Linked DNA regions of Homo sapiens: region 2 is linked to region 1. Evidence: read pairs that join two places in POLR2A ChIA-PET (ENCODE). Cell type or tissue: PC-3. All regions are shown on one strand. Region 1 overlaps EXOC4 (exocyst complex component 4). Region 2 overlaps PLXNA4 (plexin A4).

The links. Peaks named below come from ENCODE experiments on the same cell type or tissue, not always from the same donor. Only the 100,000 strongest peaks of a DNase experiment are listed, where the experiment ranks them.
Region 2: POLR2A ChIA-PET joins it to region 1 with 6 read pairs; 2 of 35 experiments call an interaction of 5 or more read pairs at or near these places.

Annotation. Positions count from the first base shown.
Region 1 is chr7:133,374,525-133,379,524 of GRCh38, forward strand. It overlaps EXOC4 (exocyst complex component 4), which reads left to right. Exons shown (of 18, transcript NM_021807.4): 7 at 304-478. Among named protein-coding and RNA genes, the nearest start is that of MIR6133, 86 kb to the left of the region's middle. In PC-3, no CTCF peak of the experiment used is centred here; no DNase peak of the experiment used is centred here.
Region 2 is chr7:132,296,921-132,301,920 of GRCh38, forward strand. It overlaps PLXNA4 (plexin A4), which reads right to left. Exons shown (of 32, transcript NM_020911.2): 4 at 1,171-1,302. Among named protein-coding and RNA genes, the nearest start is that of PLXNA4-AS2, 39 kb to the left of the region's middle. RefSeq lists an enhancer at 27-528. In PC-3, no CTCF peak of the experiment used is centred here; a DNase peak (open chromatin) is centred at 1,951.

The DNA.
Region 1 (5,000 bases):
AACTATGTTAAAACGGCAACATATGTTTATTGAGATGCTATTGCTGGTTTAGGGGCTTTACAATTGCTTTTAAAATTCTTACATCATTTACATGTTATAGCAGAGGAAACTGAGGCTTAGATAAGTTTTTAAAAGTTGCTTAGATAATACAGTTGTTTGAATTCACATCTGCTGAAATCTAACGTTAATGCTGTTTACATTGTAGAATGCTACTTTAGTTTGATGTTTTTCTTGCAGGTCACTGTAAGCCATTTATCTGCGTGTACGTATGTGTAAATGTTATTTATTTGTTTATGCCACTAGGTTGCTTCTAGAACTGCTGGAGTTACTGTTTGACAAGTTTAATGCTGTAGCCGCTGCACACTCTGTGGTCCTGGGATACCTGCAGGACACTGTAGTGACTCCACTGACTCAGCAGGAAGATATCAAACTGTATGATATGGCAGATGTATGGGTGAAGATCCAAGATGTTCTACAGGTAAGAGCCTTTTACAAAGGGTGTCATCTTGATTCAGAGTAACAGTTTAGAATAACAACAACAACAGCAACAACAAGCCACCTAAAACACTATCTTAAGAGTCATAAACAGGGTGAGAAAGTAATGCTTGCATTTGAATGTGATGTTGCTGATGGCATTAACTTCTACTATCTTCAAAAAACTTTTTAACAGGCTGTGTGCAGTGGCTCATTCCTGTAATCCCAGTACTTTGGGAGGCCAAGGCGGGTGGATCACCTGAGGTCAGGAGTCTGAGACCAGTCTGGCCAACATGGTGAAACCTTGTCTCTACTAAAAATACAAAAATTAGCTGGGCGTGGTGGCGGGCGCCTGTAATCTCAGTTACCTGGGAGGCTGAGGCAGGAGAGTTGCTTGAACTCGGGAGGCAGAGTTTGCAGTGAGCCATTGTACCACTGCACTCCAGCCTGGGTAACAGAGTGAGACTCCGTCTAAACAAAAAAAACCTTTTAACAGACTTCTTTTTTTTTTGGCAGACTTTAAAAATAGAAGCATATTCTCAATATGTATAGTGTCTGGCTTTCTGTCGTAGTATACTTTACTTGACTGGAATTAGTCATATATTAAGGTAAAAAACATTAAAATATTCTTAAGCATTATTTTATAAACATGTACATAGCTTAATTTTGTTGACTATTTCCTTACAGTCAACTTTTGCATATATTGGGTTATATGACAGAACAAGAGCTTATTTTGAGAGATGAGAATAGATCTGTGAGGTATAAATGTATCACTTTGCTTGATTTGTTGAAGATTAGAGGAATAATATTATTCTTTGGTATGATGCTGCTGAAATGATATTTAGAAATTGTATTATACTTTTTCTCCATATGTGAGCAAAATATATTTGATTTAGCCAGATGGAAATTAGAAATATAATTAAGAGTTAGCTGAAGCAAGCTTTGACATAACTAAATAGAAGTAACTTAGTTAGATAGTTTCTGCTAATATGAAAAAAATTAAGTATATGTGGGGAATTGGAAAATGGAACTGTGTAGGAATGAAATTACTTGCATGGCAAATAAGAGTCTTTGCAGAAAAAAGTAAATCATGAATGTAAATTATAGTCATTTTTTAGAATGTAGACATGCTCTTGGTGGATTGAATGGATTGATTCCTGGTTTTTCATTCATTAGACAACTTTTGGTACAGTGTATATGCTTTACTGGTGGTTCAGTAGAAATAATATTGGTTGAAACTTTTTACTGCTTTGTCAATTGCCATGCCTGTAGTACATGCTTGGTGAATATTTTTGTATTGAATAAAATATCTTTATGGGTTGGAGGCTGGTTATTTAACATTTTGCATGTTGATATGTTTATCCGTCTTATGTAAATAATGTGTGCCTTTCGTATCCATGTTTAAGTATGAAATAATAGATTCTAAAGCTAGATAAAAAATAATTAGAAATAGGGACTTCTGTTTCTCATCTTGATGAAGTTACCCTTTGCTGTAAGCAACTTAGGTAGTCAGCACAGTCAGCTGAGAAAAAAGAACACACTAGGTGAGCTTTACCTTCATCCCTGCATCTTCCTCGTGAATACTTTCCAAACTATTAGCCCTTTGGTCAGATATGAAGCTGTGTACACCACAAGGCTTGGCAGGAAACAACTACTGTGGGACTGTGAGCTGAATGAAGATTTCAGAAGTTGGAAACTTCTCAGCAGTGTTGGAGCTCAGACCAGCCAGTGTGGGGAAAGCTTGCTGAACATACTGTGCTTTCAGCTGTGACCTCAGAAAGGTCACACCTTATGAGTAGGGCTATTCTAGGAGTAGAAGACAGGCTACTATAGATCTCATACAGCAAAGCCCCAAACCAAGCCTCTATTTTATCATCTTGATCCACCTGTAAATTTATTGTCTGATAGAACAAAACTCTCTCTAAAGTAAGACAACATAATTCAGTTTCTCAATAACAAAGCACCTGCAATGTCTAGCATAGAATTATTATGCTTGTTAAAAAGCAGGAAAATGTGACTCTTAACCAGAATGAAAAAGTTGATAGAAATAAATATCTAAAATGAAAAATCCACCAGGGAGTGGTGGCTCACGCCTGTAATCTCAGCACTTTGGGAGGCTGAGGTAGGTGGATCATTTGAGGGCAGGAGTTCAAGACCAGCCTGACCAAAATGGTGAAACCCTGTCTCTACTAAAAATACAAAAAAATTAGCTGGGCGTGGTGGCAGGCACCTGTAATCCCAGCTACTCAGGAAGCTGAGGCAGCAGAATTGCTTGAACCTAGGAGGTGGAGGTTGCAGTGAGCCAAGATTGTGCCTCTGCACTGCAGCCTGGGTGACAGTGTGAGACTCAATCTCAAATAAATAAATAAATAAATAAATAAAATGAAAAATTCACCAGATGGATTTAGCTGCAGATAACATACTGTGGAAGAAAGGATCAGTGAATTTGAGGATAGATCAATGTAAACCATCCAAATCAAAGCACAGAGAAAAAATAGACAAAAGGAAAATGAACAAAGCTATAATATCTTCAAGGATATTATGCAGCTTAACAATTATGTGGTTTACAGGTACAGAAGGAGAGAGGACAGAGAGATTGGGGTAGAAAAATATCAGGAGAAATGGTGACCAAAAAGTTTTGAAATTTGTTGAGAAACATAAACCCACAGATGCAAGAAACGTAACAAATCCCAAGCAAGATAAACACAAAGAAAATCAACACATACGCACATTATGAAAACCAAAGAAAAAATTCTTAAAAATAGCCAGAGGAAGAAAGACACATTGCCTACAAGCAAACAGTGATAAAAATTATCAGTGACATCTCATCAGAAACAATGCAAGCCAGAAATCAATGTATGTCAATCTAAGAATGCTGAAAAGAAACAAAAATTGTCAATCTAGAATTTTGTGTTACCGAAAATATTCTTTAAAATGAAGCTGAAATAGAGACATTTTCAAATGAACTAAAACTTAAAGAATTTGTCACCACTAGACTTTCACTTAAAGAAATGTTATAGAAAGTTTTTCAGCCATGCGCGATGGCTCATGCCTGTAATGCCAGCACTTTGGGAACCCGAGGCGGGTGGATCACGAGGTCAGGAGTTCAAGACCAGCCTGGCCAAGATGGTGAAACCCTGTCTCTATGAAAAATACAAAAGAATTAACTGGGTGTGGTGTCTGGCGCCTGTAATCCCAGCTACTCCGGAAGCTGAGGCAGAGAATTGCTTGAACTGGGGAGGTGGAGGTTGTAGTGAGCTGCGATCGCGCCACTGCACTCCAGCCTGGGCGGCAGAGTGAGACTCCATCTCAAAAAAAAAAAAAAAAGAGTTTTTCAGGCTGAAGGAAAATAATACCAGATGGTAACTTAGATCTACAGAAAAAAGTAAATAGGGCCAGAAATGGTGAATATGTGGACAAAAAAAAAAAATGCTTTTCCCCCCCACATTTCTTGATTTATTTTTATTAAAAGAATTTTTAAAATTTCTAAGTCAAAAACAATCATAGTGTATGTGGGTTTTATAATATATTTTGGAAGGCAATATATGACAATAATTAGACAAAAGATGGGAGTAGGGTAAATGATACTATGCTGTTGTGAATTTCTTATATAATTCATGAAGAGGTATAATGTTTAGGGTAGCCTATGATAAGTTAAGGATGCATATTTCAATCCCTAGAGCAAACATTAAAATTCTAAGATAGATACGTAGCTGAGAAGCCAGTTGAGGGGATAAAATTGAACAGTGAATAAATATTTGATTAATCCAGAAGAAAGGAAAGGAGGAAAAAGAACAAGGAAGAAAGAAACAATAAAAAACAAAGATAGGATGAATAGAACCCAAAAGCAAGATGATAGACTTAGCACCAACCATATCAATAATTACATTAGACATAAATCGACCAGATACTCCAGTTGAAAGACAGAGATCATACTGGATTTAAAAAAAACCAAGACCCAACCATGCTGTTTCAAGAGATGCATTTTATGATATTTTATTACTTTAAAAATTTTTAAATAATTTTAAAATTGTAGAAAAGTTGTGAGAATAAGAATAGTACAAAGAGCCATATACCTCTTTATTTGGATTCAGCTGTTCTTAACGTTTTACCACTTTTTTCCTGTTTTCTCTCTGTATATATGGACACACACATGCATTTTTCTTTGAAAAATGGGCAGCAAGTTATCTACTCTGCTGTCTATATTCTTGTTTTGTTAACTGACCCAGTAATGTTCTATATAGCAGTATTTTTGCCCCTCCAGTAGAGAAACCAGTTTAGAATCAGGTGTTTCATTTAGTTGTCTTTAAACTTGAACATTTATAGTCTTTTTTTTCTCTTTTCTGATAGTGGCACTTTTGAAAAATATGTATCTCTCCCCTTTTAATACAAGTTTGTCATTTTGGGTTTAAAAGATACACTTTAAACATAAAATTAAATGTATGAGAATGGAAAGAGATAACCATGAAATACTAATAAAAATAGCTAGTATTACACAAATACATCAGACATTTTTAGAATATATA
Region 2 (5,000 bases), 1.1 Mb before region 1:
ATCCAGGGCACAGTGGGTCCCAGTATGGCTGAAGTCGGGAGAACGGGGAGTCTGACAACAGGAGAAGATGTCATCGAGCTCTTGGGGAGGGCAGAGCTCCTGTGACTGTTAAGGCATAATGCACAAGCCCCGTGGGTGGCATAATGTGGAATTCATCTCCCCCACAATGCCAAGAGGGTCCAGGCAGAACAATCCAGACTCTGTCAGCAGGGTCCTCCAGAGAGTTCAGGCCACGCTGACGAGGATGAAAAAGAGGGGAGATCTGCCCCTCATGGCCGCTGCTGCCACTCAGAGCTAACGCATACATATTCATGGGATAGAGGGGCAGCTCCCGAGAATGACCCATCCTCCACAGAGGCCACAGGGCAGAGGTACAGCAGTGCTGCACCTCACTTGGGGTGGGCTGTGTGTTGTGGGGTGGAGGACTCCAGGAAATACCCTTAAATACATGGATGTCCAAGGTGAAACCCCTTCCTTTGCCTGCTGCAGACATATGACTCCTGGCCTGAGCTCAGGGACTCCAGAAAAACTCACTTCGTTCTCAGCTCAGTTTGAGAACCAAGCCCAGGTTTTCTACTTCCTACTCAGCATCAGCAAACCTGCACCATATCTGTTCTTCTCGGGTGGGCTCCATGGCATTTGCTGGAGTTTCCACAAAGAGTTGTATGTACACACAAAAGTTCAGGCCGTGCCCTACCCCATCACATCTCATCACACAGACTGTTTTCTGAGTCCTGACCATGGTGTTCCCTTAACTACACTCTTTTGGCAATAAATTCTTGATCCCACAGGCTTCTGGGGGCCAGGAAGGTGACTTTGGTATGAGGTAGCATTTTGTATAGGGAAATCTGGACCCACAATTTGGGCATCTGTACGACGTTCCTTCAGAAGAAAGCAAATGTTGGCCCCGAACATATATGCATGATTTTGAAATTAGTGGATTTGTTTTAGACTCTCCAATATTTTGATATTTTAAATGTTTCTTTCCTGTTTCAGAACACCAAGCCTCAGTCCCCAGGCAGCATAACTGAAAAGTATAACTGAAAAGATACATACTACGCCAAATAAATCAAATCACCTCTCTGCAGCTGGCCTCCTAAGGTTTGTACTGAGCCACAGGCTAGTATTTAACTGCAAGACAAATGTCTAGCGGAGCCCGAAGAGCCTTACCTGCCTCTCTGACATGATGTAGAGTTGCTCGTGGTCCTTGGAGAAGGCCATATCCCGGAGGACTGGGCCGGGGTCCACCACCTGCACCGTCTCATACTGGAGGGCGTTGCCCCTGGGTCCATCCACCCGGATCTGTGGAGAAGAAGAGGAGAGCCAAAGTGAGTTCAGATCCTGCACTGCCCACAGCCAAACTTCAGCCAAAGACCCTGTCAACAGCCAAGGGAGAGGGCATGAGTTCTGTCTCCACAGTGCTCACAGGCTAAAGCCAAGGAGTGGAGTGACATAAGCTCACCAAGGGCCTCAGGATGGGAGTGGCAGAGAGGGAAGTGGGGGACCAAGCTGGGCTTCACCAAGAATCCAGTCTTAATCTCCCTGGTTCCCTATGCCTCAGGCTCAAGCATTTGATGCCTTTCTTGCTGGTCTTTGGAGAAAAAGATGAGGCTCTGAGGCTTGGAGGAACAACATGTAATTGAAACTGCCTCAGATCAGAGCGTCACCCTGCATTGGAAAGGCAATATTATTTGCTGCATTTGTTAGCAGAAAAACATGTCAGTGTAAGGATGGGAACTGCTACCTGGATGTCATTGCTGTTCCTTGAAGGTGAACCAGGCAGGGGGCCAACCCCAAAGGTTTCACACTAAGGGTCTCTTTTTTTGCCATTGAAATAGTGGCTTATACTTATACCATTAGGTCCTGAAACCTTCTAGAGGTTTTGTTCACGTCCCCAGCAAAAGGGATGTGGGAATTACAGGAAAATGTGCTTCAGGCATGAGTCATCCACAACCTTCTGCAAACACTCAGCTGAATAGATCATCCCCGGCCATCCATAAGTCCTTCCTAGAAATGCTGGGACAGCATAGAGACAATGGAAAGAAGACTTCTGCCCACATGCCCCATGAATGAGAACTAACCTAGAAAAGACATGAGCTTTCCAACCCTACATGATGCTCATCTGGCCTCTGGATGTTGGCCAAGGTCTCTGGAAACATCCTGTGTTTGAGTGCATAGATCCAACATGACCGCTGCGCAGTCAGTGCTAAAAACACCACTCCCATAAATCAGGAACAAATATTACTGAGAGTGTGGCTAGGCAAGAACTAGGGGATCACCACACTTCCCTACCACATGCACAACTGTAAGCTACACATAACGTAATTTTAGAGATTTCAACAATAAAACTAAAGAAAAAAATTATATTCCAAATATTCCCATTAGGCACTCTTATTTTTAATTTTTAATGTATAATTTTTAACCTCTCACAAGATCAAGGAGAATAAAAGAGTCATTCTGAGGAACTAAATTACAGAAAGAACACCATGTTAATGACAACTGACCACACCAGGTCCCCCAGAAGGCTCCCACCTTTCATTTCTCTTGAGTCCATGAACTCTGATATCAGGTTATTTTGTGGTTTATTTGCTTGATTTTGGGTTTGTTCTGGACTCTGATTTTTAAAATTTCCTTTTAAGCATTATTTTCAAGCTTCATGGACATCAGGTACTGGGAGATGGTTTTGCACATAATTCCTTATTGATATAATCCTCTCAATCCTGTGGGTTTAATGTTCATTCATCACGGCTCATGTGTCCCTCCAGCATCCATTCCACCTTCTCCCACCTTTTGGGTGGGATTGAACCCACTCCTTGCTTCCCAGGTTGTCCGTGATGAGCATAAACAAACCAGCTTGATCTTACTCTCTGCCACAGTGATTAAGAGAAAATAGGCTCAAGCCAATCAACGTGAATCAGAGCAAAGCAGGGACTCATGGTAGAAAGAAGAGGCCATCTTTCTTCACTCTCAAAGGGGTAGAATGAACTTGCGGCTCAAAGATCTGTGGGCAGCCCTCTCCTAACAAGGAAGGGAACTGGAACCAGGGCAGGTCAAACACAGAGATGGGAAAATATTGGTCTTTGGTGACATCGCTGAGCCACTGAATCAAAGTAACCCCAAAGCCTGCCTGACATTGGGACTTCCTAGTTACTGCAGATATTTTCTTTAGGTTAAAGTAATACAAAGGTTTTTTGCAACATCAAAAGTCCTAGTGGATGCACTGATAATAGACAAGAAAAATGATACCCAGGTACATTAAACAAGTGGCCTGTGGGATAAAATCTGGGGACAGAATTAGAATTCAGTTTGACTCTGGAAGTCCATGCTTTTCCTACCACCAGTTACATGAGAGTCCTTGCTCCCAGAGGGTTTCCTGTATGTCTCCCGGTGGTGGCCACCTAAAGGCAGGGAGCTGAGGTCAGGGTCTGTCTCTAGTCTGTACAATTCCTGAGACTTTCTCTAGTCATTCTTGATTTTGGTGCTCAAACACTTGAACCTGACAAATATTTATTTTAAAAATGAATAAATTAATGAATGTAGTTCAGATTCCTCTTTGATGGTTTCCCATTAAGCCCATGAAAACAACAGTTAAAGGATTTAAGGAGTCGTGGTTAGTGTCAAAAATGGAAATGCCTCTGATTCCCAGAGCCTTCCTTCTTCTGTGCCCACCCCAAGCCACCAGATGTCCATGCTGGCCAGGTCCTTTCCTAATCTAGATGAAACAGGAGTTCATGCAAAACCAATTGGGATTACCACCCAAGTCTGACCGTGCAATGATGGCCTTGGCCCCTGGCCCAGCCAAGCTTCATCCCCAGCTGGGAGGTGCCCCTGGAGCAGGAGCAGAGAGTGATACTGAATGCCCTGGCTGGTCTCCAGCCCCCTCAGGCCACCGTCGGCCAGAGCAGGGTCCCCAGGGGAGTGCTGGCGGAACTAAGCTCCATCCAGTGCCCCTTGGCCTGATCCCCAAATGAAATTACATTCAGTGCCTGAGCAGTCTCCTTTATCTTTCGACTCCAACTTCACTGCTCCTTAGGATGAGGGGTTTGCTGGGTGTGGCTGGACATCAAAGGAAGCCAGTTGACTTGGGGGATGGACAGAGGGGTGGATGAGGAAGCACCAACTGGACAAGGTTCCATAGGCCTGGCCTTCTGCAAGGAGGCTGGATGCAGATTAGTCCCCACCCTCTGCACTCTGCCAGCGAGAAATATGTAACTGGAAAGGCTCCTTCTCTCTTTTCCCACCCCACCCTCCAACAAATTTTCAGAAAACCAAAGAAAAGCATTATTTATTCATCTGTTGAAAAAATTCACACAAGACATGGATAAAGGAGTTTATGGTGGAATTTACTGAATGTTTGATGAGCAATACAAAAATTTAGGTAGAATGGACCAGCTGCCGGCTCTTGGACCCTTAACATAGACAAATAGAACAAGAGCTGTTATTTATTGAGTGGCCACTATGGGTCTGGGACAATGATAGGCATTTTATATATATTTATTTTCTTATTTAAATCTCAGAACTCAGTAAAGTAAGCATTAATATTGTCCCCCTTTATAGGTGTGGCACAAAAAAGGTTAAATAACTTGGTTAAGGTCACACATCTGGCGGATGGCACAGGCTGCACCCTTACCAGGGTCTGATTGTTTCCAGTGGTCATGCTTCTATGAGTTCACACTCTACACCAAAGGCTCACACTGAATCCGGCACTATTGTTTATGTAAACCTGCATTCCTTCAAGACGTCAAAGGAGTTGATTTTAAACAAGCATCACCCCAGGGGTGCTGGAGGAGCCATGTCTTTATCTACTGCAGTTCTGGGAGAGAAACGTGCATATGAATGAAGATGCTGTTGTAAATTTTCTAAATAATGATCCCTTATATTTTTGCTTTATACCTTGCAAAGCATTCTTAAATAACACTGTCTCAGCTGATGGTTGTAAAATTTTTATGATGTTGATTGCCAGAATAATCATTCTCATCTTCCTGATGAAGCAGCCAAGA